Linked DNA regions of Homo sapiens: region 2 is linked to region 1. Evidence: read pairs that join two places in POLR2A ChIA-PET (ENCODE). Cell type or tissue: OCI-LY7. All regions are shown on one strand. Each heading gives the region's core, and the rest is flanking DNA. Links, peaks and the distances in the headings are about the cores only. Region 1 overlaps GYG1 (glycogenin 1). Region 2 has its middle 20 kb from the start of TM4SF18-AS1.

Evidence for each region. ChIA-PET counts read pairs that join two places held together with the same protein. Peaks named below come from ENCODE experiments on the same cell type or tissue, not always from the same donor. Only the 100,000 strongest peaks of a DNase experiment are listed, where the experiment ranks them.
Region 2: POLR2A ChIA-PET joins it to region 1 with 5 read pairs; 4 of 35 experiments call an interaction of 5 or more read pairs at or near these places.

What each region holds. Positions count from the first base shown.
Region 1 is chr3:149,001,645-149,006,644 of GRCh38, forward strand. The region is part of intron 4 of GYG1 (glycogenin 1); the gene reads left to right. Among named protein-coding and RNA genes, the nearest start is that of GYG1, 13 kb to the left of the region's middle. In OCI-LY7, for the core only: no CTCF peak of the experiment used is centred there; a DNase peak (open chromatin) is centred at 2,487.
Region 2 is chr3:149,260,101-149,269,996 of GRCh38, forward strand. It overlaps the pseudogene CPHL1P. Among named protein-coding and RNA genes, the nearest start is that of TM4SF18-AS1, 20 kb to the right of the region's middle. RefSeq lists an enhancer at 9,444-9,896. In OCI-LY7, for the core only: no CTCF peak of the experiment used is centred there; no DNase peak of the experiment used is centred there.

The DNA of each region.
Region 1 (5,000 bases), core at 1-5,000:
ATCTAGCTAGCACTGGGGACCTGCCATTGGTACAGTTCAGGGCAGCAGCTTGCCTGATGTCTCTGAGCTAGGCAAAGTCAGGTCTGAACCAGGGTCCTTCTCAACTCTGGTTGGGTTATGTGTTGTGGTGGGGTGGGTGGTGGTGGTGGGTGGTTTTTCCATTCCCAATTCTCTCATATGGCAGCATTCTTGAGTATGTATCCTGAGAATAATACGGGATGGAGGAAGATCCCTATTACCTTGGCTTTATGACAGATGAATTAAGTAATTTCTCTGAGTAGACAGAGCAGCTGGTATATTCCTCATTTTACAAATGAAGGAATGGAGGCTCAAGTCTTCTATCTCTATTGCTACTGTTCCTCCCCTCTGATCCAAAATACCTAAAAATACTTTGTCGTTTAAAATCAGCAGCACAGTTCATCGTCTTGCAGTGTTTTATGGAGTCTAGATGTATTCTTGGAAGGGTTCCTCTCACCTATATTTCTGTAGTAGGTCCATTCATTATTTCAAACATAATTTTAATTTCTAATCTGGGCAAAATCCTAAATTGAAGGGGCAAAAATAGACTGGTAAATAATACAGATTTTATTCCTGCCTCTATAAAGTTTATATTCTGAGACCTTACAGACATCTAACAACTAATACACAGTTATGTAATCATGATTCTAGTAAGTTCAGAGTACTAAGAGTCCAGACTAGGAGGACCTGCCTTAGACTGAGAAACTGACATTTAAGCCAAGAATAAATGTTTCCTTGCAAGTATGTAATAATTAATAGCTTGATACTTAATAATCTTTTAACAAAGTAGTGAAAAACAAAAGCTATAACATGAAGTAGTAAAATAAATCAGTTATTCTTGGCTTAAATGGGTTGAGGCCAGTGAGATGCCGTGATGCTGGGGCCCAAGCTCCAAGTGCCTGGATTTCCATAAGCCACCTTGGGTTAATCTAATGATCCTCAGTAAATCTCATAAAAATATCCCCAAGAGCTGGGCTTTCATAAGCTGTAATTTATTAATCCTTAGCATGCTCACTATAGGCAGTAATGATTATATCCACCAAGCATTTTGTAGGAAGTTAGTTTTAAAAAGAAGTGTCCAGGCGCAGTGGCTCACACCTGTAATTCCAACACTTCGGAAGGCCAAGGCAGGTGGATCACTTGAGGTCAGGAGTTCCAGACCAGCCTGGCCAAAATGGTTAAACCCCATCTCTACTAAAAATGCAAAAATTAGCCGGGTGTGGTGGCACATGCCTGTAGTCCCAGCTTCTTGGGAGGCTGAGGTGGGAGAATCACTTGAACCCTGGAAGCAGAGGCAATGAGCTGAGGTACGCCACTGCACTCCAGCCTGGGTGACAGAGCAAGACTCTGTCTCTGTAAATAAATAATAGATAGATAGATAGAAGTGAGTCACATGTTCATGTCAGTCCTTGTCTCTAGCTCAATTACAATATAAAGCATATTTTACTATAATTTTTTTTTTTTTTTTTTGAGATGGAGTTTCACTGTTGTTGCCCAGGCTGGAGTGCAATGGTGCAATCTCGGCTCACTGCAACCTCTGCCTCCTGGGTTCAAGTGATTCTCCTGCCTCAGCCTCCTGAGTAGCTGGGATTACAGGTGCCTGCCACCATGCGCAGCTAATTTTTGTGTTTTTAGTAGAAATGGGGTTTCACCATGTTGGCCAGGCTGGTCTTGAACTCCTGAGCTCAGGTGATCCACCCACCTCGGCCTCCCAAAGTGCTGGGATTACAGGTGTGAGTCACCGTGCCTGGACTTTTACTTTATTTACTTTGTCCATCTGTCCCTTTTTGGATTTTGAAGTATCTGAGAGTTGGAACCTATCTGAATCTTCCTATTATGTGAATACCAAATTTATAAAATGTTAGACATTTTTTATAGAAATGATATTTTTAAAAGTTATTATCCTTTGTTATAATAAAGAAGTCGTTCTTCAAAAGACTCTAGTACTTCTCAAATTTAATATGCAGACAAATTCCCTAGGGATTAAGATGTGGCTTCTGATTCTGTAGGTCTGGGGTGGGGCTCAACAGTTTGCATTTCTGTCAAGCTCCCAGGTGATGCCCATGCTGCTGGAACCCGGGCCACAGTTTGAGGAGCACTATTATAGGGGGAACATTCCTTTGGCTGAGATGCTGGGGCTCATGTCTAAACCAGAATTAACTCACTGCCCTGTTATCCACAGTAGACAAGCCAGCTGCCAGCAAACTGTGGAAGAGCACGCAAAGTACACAAGCATTGAACAAATGCACAGATTTAAAAAGACACCACTTAACTCTTGTTTCTGTCTTAGGAAACAAATAGGCCCAGTTTCTGATAAATGCATCCATGGTTACCAGGTATGTGACCCTGCTCAGAAGACCTAGAAAGTACCAAGTCTGTAGTTGCAAGGTGATTACACAGCATTTGCATTTGGGCAGCCGGGTGGAAGGATGATTCAGAATGAGATACTTGCTTTTGTTCGCAAAACAGATGCGATGTGCCCCTTGTTCCATTTCCTTTCTCCCTGTCTCTCACCTGTGTTACCACACCCTGGTGTACCGGATCACAGCTGCTAGTGATGCCTGCTAATCATGTTTGTTGGCTCTGAGATGAGTGAGATTAAAATTATCTTAACCTGTCAGATTAGATAAAGCTGCCTCTAGAAGTCTGACTAAAATGTATCGGACAAAAGTTGTAGGGTTTTTGTTATGGAAAATCAGCAGTCTTTAGGGCATCCTTGTATGTTTTCTAATACAGATGTGCCTAGATTTGCATTCTGCTTTGAACTGTCCTATCATTTAAAGATTTTTCTAAAGAGAGGATATTGGTAACACCATACATAGATTTTTCTGATGACGTTAAAACATTTGCCTGACCTTAAAATGTTGAACTGTGCATTTGGGAAAAGGTGGTTAAGATTTCTAGACCGCTGAATTTAAAAATTCAGCTACGGACTTCTACATGGCATTTAATTTATTTTTAATCCACAATTTTGGACTAAATGATAAACCTTTGTAGTCACATAATGAGGTCAGTGGCCCTGGAAGTTTTATGACCTGTGTTGTCCCCTCTGGAGCCAAGGTTCTTGTTGAGTGTTTCAGGATTTGCCAATTTAACAGGCACTGTTGATTCACCAGTTCTGCTTCAGTGCCTTTTCTCTTCCTTGCTTGTTTTCTGTACACCCCGTGCTTCCCAGCCTTCCTGTGGCACACAGCTGATGGGCTGATGATGTTTGTAGGGTACCTGAGGGTAAACAGAAACGGCCTTTTGTGGCCAAAGGCAGCCAGCCAGGGACTTTGAGGGATCAGCAGCTCTGACTCCTGTTTCCCAGGCTCATGCAGGTCGGATTTGGAAGTTCTACTTTACAACTACGATTTAGGCCTCTGTGGAATTAGATTTCTTTACTGCATTATGGGTAGCTGTTAGTCATTTTAAGTGGAATTGCTTCAGTTAAAGAAGGTGTTATAATGTCCAGGTTCTCAAATTGGATAAATGTGTAGAGTTTTATTATTAATATCCTTTATAACCTACACATATATTTTTTTTTTGGTAGTATACTTCATAATAAAAATTAAAAGTAAAGAGTATTTAGAAAGAAAAGATCTAAGCACAGTTCTCATTCTTGCCCCCAGTTGTATTACTAATATTTTAGCATTAAAAGAATAATAGGAAAAAGAGGGGGGAAGGAACATCTATTACACCAATCCCCTAATGCAATTACTATTATTTTATTTACTTTCTTGTAATATAAATGTTAATTAATGTTTATGTTCTTAGTTATAATCACAATGTATGTAGCTGTATATATTACACAGTGTACTGAAGTTGTCTTTATAGACATTAGTTTTAATTGCTGAATCATATTCCATGAGTAGTTAGTATTAATATACTAACCATTCCTGTATGGTAGAATATAAGTCGTTTAAATTTTTCTGCTGTTACAGAATATCTTCAAGATTCTTGCATTCATTCCATAAATAATTTGCCTATGTGTAAGGCATTCTGCTACATGTTAGCATCATAATGGTGAGCAAAAGGCCATAATCTCTGTTCTTGTGGAATTTAGCATCTAATTCCTGATTGTATTTTGCACATTAATTGTAAGAGTTTTTTAAAAACCTGTTCATTTTGAGAGAATTTCCATGCAGTTGTAAGAAATAATACAGACAGATCCCACATATGCTTCATCTGTTTTCCCCTAATGGTAGTACCTTACATAACTAAAATGTATTGCCCCAACCAGGAGATTGACATTGGACCAATCCACCAACCTTACTCAGATTTCACCAGTTTTATATGTATTCCCTTTTCTGTGTGTATGTGTATATGTATATGCACTTTTGGTTTTTATGCAACTTTATCACATGGGTAGATTGGTGTGACTACCACCATAGTCAAGATGCAGAGTAGTTCCATCACAAGGACCCTTCATCATATTCTTTTTTTTTTTTTTTTTTTTGAGACCGAGTCTCACTCTGTCACCCTGCCTTGAGTGCGGTGGCGTGATCTCAGCTCACTGCAACCTCTGCCTCCCGGGTTCCAGCTGTTCTTCTGCCTCAGCCTCCCAAGTAGCTGGAACTATAGGCGCGTGCCACCATGCCCGGCTAATTTTTGTATTTTTAGTAGAGACGGGGTTTCACCATATTGGTCAGGCTGGTCTTGAACTCCTGACCTTGTGATCCACCCACCTCGGCCTCCCAAAGTGCTGGGATTACAGGCGTGAGCCACTGCGCCTGGCCCATCATATTCTTTTACAGCCACAACTACATCTGTCATTCTTTCCCTCTCCCCTGGCAACCATTAATTTGCTTCCTATCTCTATACTTTTATTATTTGATGTTATATAAATGAAATTACATAGTATATAACTTTGTGAGATTGGAGTTTTTCACTGAGTGTAATTAATTTAAGATTCATCCAGGTTATTGTATCTCTAGTTTGTTCCGTCTTATAGCTGAGAAATATCCCACATGGATGTACCATATCCATATACCTGCTGAGTG
Region 2 (9,896 bases), core at 2,260-7,259, 260 kb after region 1:
GCACGCAGCAAGAATCAAAGTTAAAGCATCCTACCCAATCCACACTATAAATACATCTATAGAAAATGTCTCTTTTCCTACCAAAGCCACCGCCCCACAAAAAATGGGAAGAAGTGCAGATATCAATGTAAAACACAAGAAGCATGAAAAAGCAAGGAAACATGACACTTCCAAAACAACACAATGATTCCCCAGTGACAGATTCCAATGAAAAAGAAACGTATGACATGCCAAAAAAAGTCAAAATAACAATATTGAAGCTCAGTGAGATACAACAAAACACAGATAAGCAACACAAAGAAATCAGAAAAAAATTCATGATCTGAACAAGAAATTCAACAGATATACAATAAACCCCAAAAAGACATCCTAGAACTGAAGAGCTTTTTAAAAATTAAAAATATGATCTAGAGCTTCAACAACAGACTTGAAAAAATAATTTTTGAACTTGAGGTCTGGTATTTTGAAACAACCCAGTCAGAAAAAAAAAAAAGAGAGAGAAAGAAATGAAGAATTAAAAAGAATGAAAAAAGCATATGTGACATATGAGTGACATAAAGCTACCAAATATTCAAATGTTGGGTATTCCAGAAGGAGAAGAAATGGACAAAGACATAGAAAACCTATTCAACAAAATAATAGCTGAGGGCTGGGCATAGTAGCTCATGTCTATAATCCCAGCACTTTGGGAGGCTGGGAAAATTGATTGAGGCCAGGAGTTTGAGACTAGGCAAGGCAACGTAGTAAGACTCTATTTCTACAGAACATTTAAAAAATTAGCTGGGTGTGGTGGCACGTGCCTATAGACCTAGCTACTTGGGAGACTGAGGTGGAAGGATCGCTTGAGCCAAAGAGTTTGAGGGAACAGTGAGCTGTGATCATGCAATTGCCTTCCAACTTGGGTGACAAAGCAGGACTCTGCCTAAAAAAAAAAAAGTTTGTTTTCATTCCTTGTTAAAAAAACAAACACTGTTAATGCAAAAGAATAATAATAATAAACTGAAAAGTTCAAATGTCTTACAAGAGATATAGACATTCAGATACAGGAAACTCAAGGATCCCCAAATAGATCAACCTGAAAAGGCCTTCTCTAAGACACATTAGAGTCAAGAGTCAAAAACAAAGAAAGAAAAAAGAGAATTCTAAAAACAGCAAGAGAAAAGCATCTAGTCTCGTATAAAGAAATCCCCATCAGACTAACAGCAGATTTCTCAGCAGAACTCTTACAGGCCAAAACAGCATGAGATGATACACTCAAAACACTGAAAATAAAAAAAAAGAGTCAACCAAGAGTACTACACTCAGCAAAGCTATTTTTCAAAAATGAAGGAGAAATAAAATCTTTCCCAGACAAGCAAAAACTTAGGAAATTCATCACCATTAGATAGGCCCTATAAAAAATGCTTAAGGGAGTCCTATATCTGGAAGCAATAGGATAATATCTACCATCCTGAAAACACATGAAAACATAAAACTCATTGGCATGGCAGACACACAAATGAGAAAGACAAAGGACTCAAGGACTACAGAAAACCACCAAACTGCAATTATAACCAATAAGAGAGAAACAGAAGGGAAAAGGATATATGAAATAACCAGAAAACAATTACCAAAATGACAGGAATAAGTTCTTACCTATCAATAATAACCCTGAATATAAATAAATTAGAGTCCCCAATTAAAAGATATAGACTGGCTGAATGAATTTTTTAAAATGACCCAAATATATGCTACCTACAAGAAACTCACTTCACCTGTAAAGACACATAAAGACTAAACATGAAGGGATGAAAAAAGATATTCTGCAGAAACAAAAACCAAAAGTTAGTAGGAATAGCTATCCTTATATCAGATAAAACAGACTTTAAGTCAAAAATGTAAAAAGAGACAAGGTCGTTTTGTAATGATAACGGGATCAATTCAGTGAGGGAATGTAACAATTCTAAATATATATGCCCAACACCAAAGCACCCAGATACATAAAGTAAATATTATTGAGCTAAAGGGAGAGATAGACTCTAACACAATAATAGTTGAGAACTTCAACACCCCACTCTCAGCATTGGACCAATCATCTAGACAGAAAATCAACAAAGAAACATTGGATTTAAACTATACTTTAGACCAAATGGACCTAACAGATATTTACAAAACATTTTAACCACTAGCTGCAGAACACACATTCTTTTCATCAGCACATGGAAAATTCTCCAGGATAGACCATATGTGAGGCCACAAAATATTTCGACAAATTTTAAAACATTGAAATCATATCATTGTATAATGGAATAAAGCTAGAATTCAAGAGGAACTTTAGAAACTGTACGAATACATTAAAATTAAACAACATGATCCTGAGTGACCACTGGGTCAATGAAGAAATTAAGTAAGAAATTTAAAAATTTATTGAAACAAATGAAAATGGAAACCCAACAAATCCTTTAAGATTCAGCAAAAGCAGTGCGAGAGAGTATTTTATAGCAATAAATGCCTACATTAAAAAAGCTGAAAAAGGCCAGGTGTGGTGGCTCACACCTGTAATCCCAGTACTTTGCGAGACCAAGGCAGGAGGATCGCTTGAGGTCAGGAGCTCGAGACCAGCCTGGCCAACATGGTGAAACCCTGTCTCTACTAAAAATACAAAAATTAGCCGGGTGTGGTGGTGTGTGCCTGTAATCCCAGATGCTTGGGAGGCTGAGGCAGGAGAATCACTTGAACCAGGGAGGTGAAGGTTAGAGTGAGCTGAGATCATGCCACTGCACTGTAGCCTGAATGATAGTACGAGACTCTGTCTCAAAAAACAAAACAAAAAAAAGTAGAAAGATTTCAAGTAAATATCCTAATGATGCACCTCAAGGAACTAGAAAAGCAAGATAAACCAAACCCCAAATTAGTAGAAGGAAAGAAATAATAAAGGTCAGATCAGAACTCAGTTAAAAAGAGACTAAAAAGACATACGAAGGCTCAACTAAATGAAAAGTCAGTTTAAAAAAAAAATAAACAAAATAGATAAACCACTAGCTAGACTAACCAAGAGAAAAGAGAAGACACAAATAAACAGAATTAGAAATACAAAAGGAGACATTACAACTGATACCATAGAAATACAGAGGATCATTAGAGATTATTATGAACAACTGTACAATAACAAACAGAAAAACCTAGAGGAAATGGATAAGTTCCTGGACACAGATAACCTACTAAGATTGAACCAGGAAGAAACAGAAAACCTGAACACTCCAATATTGAGTGATGAGATTGAATCAGTAAAAAAACATCCCCCAAGAAAGAAAAGCCCAGGACTGGATGGCTTTACTGACAAATTCCACCGAACTTACAAAGAAGAATTAATACCAATTCTTCTCAAACTATTCCAGAAAATTGAAGAACAGGGAATTCTTCCTAACTCATTCTGCAAGGTCACCATTACCTTAATACGAAAACTAGACAAGGACACAACATAAAAAGAAAACTACATATCTCTGATGAACATAGATGAAAACATCCTCAACAAGATACTTGCAAACCAAATCCAACAAATATCAAAAAGATAATACACCATGATCAAGTGGGTTTTTTTCCCAGGGATGCAAGGATGTTTCAACATAGCAAACCAATCAATGTGATATATTACATTAACAGAATAAAGGACAAAAACCATATGATCATATCAGTAGGTACAGAAAAAGTGTTTGATAAAGTTCAACATCCTTTTGTGACAAAAACTCTCAACAAATCAGGCATAGGAGTTACACTCTTAACATAATAAAGGCTATATATGACAATCCCACAGCTAACATACTGAGTGAAGAAAACCAGAAAGCCTTTCCTCCAAGAACTGGAACAAGACAAGGATGCCCACTTTCACCATTCCTATTTGACATAGTATTGGAAGTCCTAGCCAGAGCAGTCAAGCAAGAGAAAGAAATAAAAGGCATTCAAATTAGAAAAGGGGAAGTCAAATTTTTCCTTTTTGCAGATGACATGATCTTATATATAGAAAAATTTAAAGACACTACGAAATAACTCTTACAATAAATGAATTCAATAAAGTTGCAGGATACAAATCAACATACAAAAATCAGTAGTGTTTCTATATACCAATAACACAGTAGCTGAAGAAGAAATCAAGAGAACAATCCCATTCACAATAGCTACAAAACAAAAACCAAACCAAACAAAAAACCTAAGAATAAATTTAACCAAAGAGATGAAAGATGTTTACAAGGAAAGCCACAAAACACTGATGAAAGAAATTGAAGAGGATACAAAAAGTGGAAAGACACCCCATGCTCATGGATCAAAATTAATATTGTTAAAATGACCATTCTACCAAAAGCAATCTACAGATTTAAGGCAACCCTATAAAATACCAATAACATTCTTCACAAAAATAGAAAAAAAAATCCTATAGGCCAATGACATATAGGCCAACGAAAAAGAATAGAGAACCCAATGACATACAGGCCAATGAAAAAGAATAGAGAACCCAGAAAGAAATAAGTCCATATATTTACAGCCAACTAACCTTCCAAACAAAAAAAAGTGACAAGAACATAGAATATACACTCGGGAAAGGACACCTTCTTCAATAAATGGTGCTGGGAAAACAGGACATCCATATGCAGAGGAATGAAATTAGAGGCCATATCTCATCATATGCAAAAATCAACTCAAAGTGGATTAAATGCTTACATGTAAGACCCAAATATAAAAACTGACTAGAAAAAAACATGGGGGAAACACTCCAGGACATTGATCTAACTATTTTATAGCTAATACCTCAAAAGCACAGACAACAAAAACAAAAATAGACAATTTCGATTATGTTAAACTAAAATACTTCTGCACAGCAAAGGAAACAATCAACAGAGTGGAAAGAAAACCTGTTGAATGAGAGAAAATATTTGCAAACTATTCATGTGACGAAGGATGAATATCCAGAATATACAAGGAATTCAAACAGCTTAACAGTAATAATAATAATAACAATAATAATATTCCCATTAAAAAGCAGGCAAAGGGTCAAATGAAGAGACATTTCTCTACAGAAGATACACAAGTGGCCAACAAACAGATATATGAAAAAATGCTCAGCATTACTCTTCATCAGGGAAATGCAAATCAAAATCACAATGAGATCTCATCTCACCCCAGTTAAGATGGCTATTATCAAAAATACAAAAAGCAGCAAAAGCGGCTGAGGTTGCAGAGAAGGAACTCTTACACACTGTTGGTGAGAATGTAAATTAGTACAGCCATTATGGAACGCAGTATGGAGTTTCATCAAAAAACTAAAATTAGAACTATCATACAATCCACTACTGGGTATTTATCCAAAGGAAAAGAAACCAGTGTATCAAAGGGATACACCTTTGATACTACACCTCCATGTTTATTGCAGCATTATCCCCAAAAGCCAAGATATGGAATCCAACCCAAGTGTGCATTAACAAGTGAATAGTAAAGAAAATGTACTATATATACACAATGGAATGCTATTCAGCCATAAAAAAGACTGAGACCATGTTATTTGCAGCAACATGGATGCTGGGGTGCATTATATTAAGCAAAATAAACCAGGCGCAGAAAGACAAATGTCATATGCCCTCATACATGGGAGCTAGAAAAGTCGATTTTATGGAGGTAGAAAATAGAATGATGGTTACCAGAGGCTTGGAAGAATGTGTGGGGGTGGTGGTGGGGGAGTAATGGATGATGAAGAGAGGTTGGTTAATGGGTACAAACATACAATTAGATAGAAGAAATATGCCCCAGGGTTCAATAGCTCAGTGGGGTGACTATGGTTAATAACACTATATCGTATATTTCAAAATAGCCACAAGAAAAAAATTGAAAAGTTTCCACCACAAAGAAATGATAGATGTTTGAGGCAATGGATATCCTAAATGCTCTGATTTAGTTATCACATATTGTATGCGCATATCAAAATATCATATGTACCCCCTAAATCTGTACAAATATCATGTATCATTAAAAAATAATTAAAAATAAAGACGGGAAAATGTCACTTGACATAATATTCTTTGCTTTCTCAAATTCCTGTGAGTGCATTAGAGAAAAATAAGTATCATAAAGAACGTTATTTTCTGGTGGTTTTAGGACTTTGTCTGTTCTAACATGTGTCTTCACTCAGTAGGCCAGAAGAATTAAATCTCCTGTTGTCCTCAATATGGTAAATATACTTGGCAGTTGGACTATCAGAAAAACTTTTTGCCCACTTTTAAATGCTAATGAATGCCAGAGTAATGCATTTTAGTGTTAGTTTTTGGTTATTAAGACAACAATTGGTAATATAGTCTTAGGTGTTACTGAGTACATAATATTTATAGAATATAGTTTAAGGATATCACATTCAATGATTTAACTGTGCCTTCAGATCTTAGCAGGAGTGTATAAGTTGCACACAAAGAATGTTTTAAAATTTTAATAAAATGTTATTGATGACATTGTCTGCTATATTGTTAAATGTTTCATAAGTATAGAGTAAATCCATTTTAAAGTTTTGTGCTAGGAAAAAGATGAATAATATATTTTCCTTTACATTGTCGGCCAGCGCATTTAGAGAAGAATTTTGTCTAGCAATGCTCCTTGGCTTCAAAATTTTCCAATTACTTTCTTATATTTATTTTATCAGTATATTTTAATTAGATGCCTAAATCTTTTTCAGAAGTAACTAGATTATGAAATTTTTCAATTATCTTAATTATTTAACTATAAATATTTTAACCAGTGACTCATTACCTTCCAGCTGCTGTTAAATTTTTTTTAGTGAAGAAATCTATACCAGATGGAGCATAGTTCCAAAGAATTTCTTTAGCAGCAATATAGTAATGTATAACATGTGTCCCAGTAACAAAGGCTTCTGTTGAAGGTTTCTGGCAATTACTTACTTTGAAAAATGCCTGCATACTCTCTGAAAAACAGATAGAGAATGTTATTAAAACATTAAGACAATTTTCTTGGTCAATACATATTTTCAATTTTAGCCAACAATATTGAGACTTTCTATTTCTTTGAGAAATGTGATGTATGAAATCAATGGAAAAATTTAAGATGTATGAAATAAGTACAAAAGTCAGGATGCAAAAATGAATATTAAAGGCATATATATTATTAGAGAATAATAACCAGCTTTGGACCAACTCTGAAGTGAAGATGGTACCTACATACTGAGAAGAATTTGAGAGTCCAAGAACATCTTCCCTCATGAATATGAAATTACTACTACTAGTCATTAATGAGTTAGTTGGTTTATTCAATTAACTAGTTGGCTGGAAGAAAGAAACTCAAGGCATGAGAAGATCAGTCCTGTGTTTTAATTTCAGAGCACCGTTGGTGGGAATGTAAATTAATATAGACTTTATGGAAGACAATTTGGCAAAATTTGTTAAAATTAAAAGCCCTGGCAGGCAGTGGGTCACACGTGTAATCTCAGCACTTTTGGAGGCCAAGGCAGGCGGCCTCACTTGAGCCCAGCAGTTTGAGACCGGCCTGGGCAACATGACAAAACCCCATCTCTACAAAAAAAAAAAAAAAAAAATCAGCTGGGTGTGATGGTGTATGCCTGTAACGCCAACTACTCCGGAGGCTAAGGTGGGAAGACTGCTTGAGCCCAGAAGATCGAGGTTGCAGTGAGCCATGACTGCACCACTGAACTCCAGCCTGAGCAACAGAGCATGACTCAAAAAAAAAAACAAAAAAAAACCTCTCTGCCATTATATAGTTTCACTTCTTGAGAGTCATGAGAAATATTTTCACATACATGAAGAGACATATAAAAAGGTATTAAATAAGGTCAGGCACGGTGGCTCATGACTGTAATCCCAGCACTCTGGGAGGCCGAGGCGGGCGGATCACCTGAGGTCGGGAGTTCAAGACCAGCCTGACCAATATGGAGAAACCCTGTCTCTACTAAAAATACAAAATTATCTGGGCATGGTGGTGCATGCCTGTAATCCCAGCTACTCAGGAGACTGAGGCAGGAGAATCGCTTGAACTTGGGAGGCAGAGATTGCGGTGAGCTGAGATCGCGCCACTGCACTCCAGCCTGGGCAACAAGAGGGAAACTCCATCTCAAAAAAAAAAAAAAAAGGTGTTAACTATAACATTGTTAATAAACCAAAAAGGCAGTAGCAACTTAAACATCTGTTTGTAGGCAAAAGGTTAAATAAATTACAGTACAACCAAAATATGGAAAACTATGCAACAGTTAAAAAAAAAAAGTTAAATGTATAGAGAATGCATGGAAAGAGACTTCAAGACTTTGATATGAGTGATGAAAACAACAGAATATTATATGCAGTGTGATCTACTTACATAAAACAAAGCACAAAACATAGCTATGTATTTTTATTTCTACGTGTTCATGTTTATGTTGTGTGAAAGTGCATAGCGAACAGGTTTTCAAATACTTGCACAAATTGATTACAGTGGCTAAGATGGTGGTGGGGTGGAATTGGACTGATGGTGTGTCCTTAAAGCAGCTCTCCAAAACTAAACACAAACTCTGATTTATGTGCTAATTTTTTTGTAGTGTAAGCACTTCCCATTGCAACCAATTTGAAGCTACCAATAATTTAACTGCTGGATTATTTAACTCTCAGCTCTTTTGAGCTGGAGGCTAATGTATACTGCATTAGACTTCTTTCACTTTTTCTGCCTGCTTTCCTCCACCTATTTTTCTGCCTCTTTTCCTCCTTCTCTTCTTCCATTTCTCCCACTTTTTTTCCTCCTTTCTTTCCTTCCTACCTTTCTTTCCAACAAAGGTCTATTCATATATTCTTGTAATTACTTAAAAAAAATGGAGTAAATTAAAGCGCAGAAAATCTTCAGAAGGACACAGAAAGAGGAGACACACAGGAGAAAGTGATGGGATCCCATCAGCCAACTAGGCTTTGAGGCGTTTTTTCACTTGGTCTAGGGCTGACACTAGTCTTTCTGCAGGGTTGAGGTAGAAAGACTGTCTTGAGGGTATGATCTGAGAATAAGGTAGATAGGAGGTATTGGTGGAGCTGAGTATATTTTAATCTGAAAATGATCATCTTTTCTAAGTGACAACTTTTTATCACTAAATTCAGTCCTTGAGTTATAATAGCCGTGAGTGGTTTTCTTTTTCTCACACAAAAAAATAAAGTTAAATTCTGTAATTCTAATGAAAATTATGTTTTTTTCTGATTGAAAAATAACACAGAACATTTACGTGATCATATATAGAGTTTTGTCATATTCAAGAATAAAAAAGATAAACAACAACATAACTGACCATTCTGTTATTAAATGGCAAATGTGGAGAGGGAAATAAACAAAAATAAGGAGGTTTACTTGAGTAATCAATTAGAATTATTGGGTTCTGCATAATTTCTTGCTCTGCTTCCCATAGGATTTTGATTCTTGTTTCCTCAGTTAAAGAAAAAGCTGTAATAATATCTGCTCTGTCTGACACTCAGGGTTCTCACTCAGGGTTTATATTCTCACAATGAATATAAAAGTTTTTGTAAAAACAGCAACCCAATCCTATATACTTAAAAGGATTTAAAGCTGTCAGGGACCTGGGCTCCATCACTGACTGTTTCCAAAAGGAATCATATCACCTTCTTGGATATCGGTTTCTTCATTTGTAAGGTAAGGCATTTGTAATGGGCTATGACCTTGGAAGTTCTCTGACTCTGTATCACGCAAAAGTAATAGATCACTACCATGTATCTGGCATCCCAGCATCCACACTCCAGGGGCCTTGGCCACCATGAAGGCATCTTCCAGTGAGGAGGGGAAGAGCATAATGGTGTCCTTTCTGTGATTCCGAGAGATCAGAGTTTGTCCGCGGAGGTAGACGGGGTGTATGTCAGCCACGCCACCCATGCCAACAAAATACC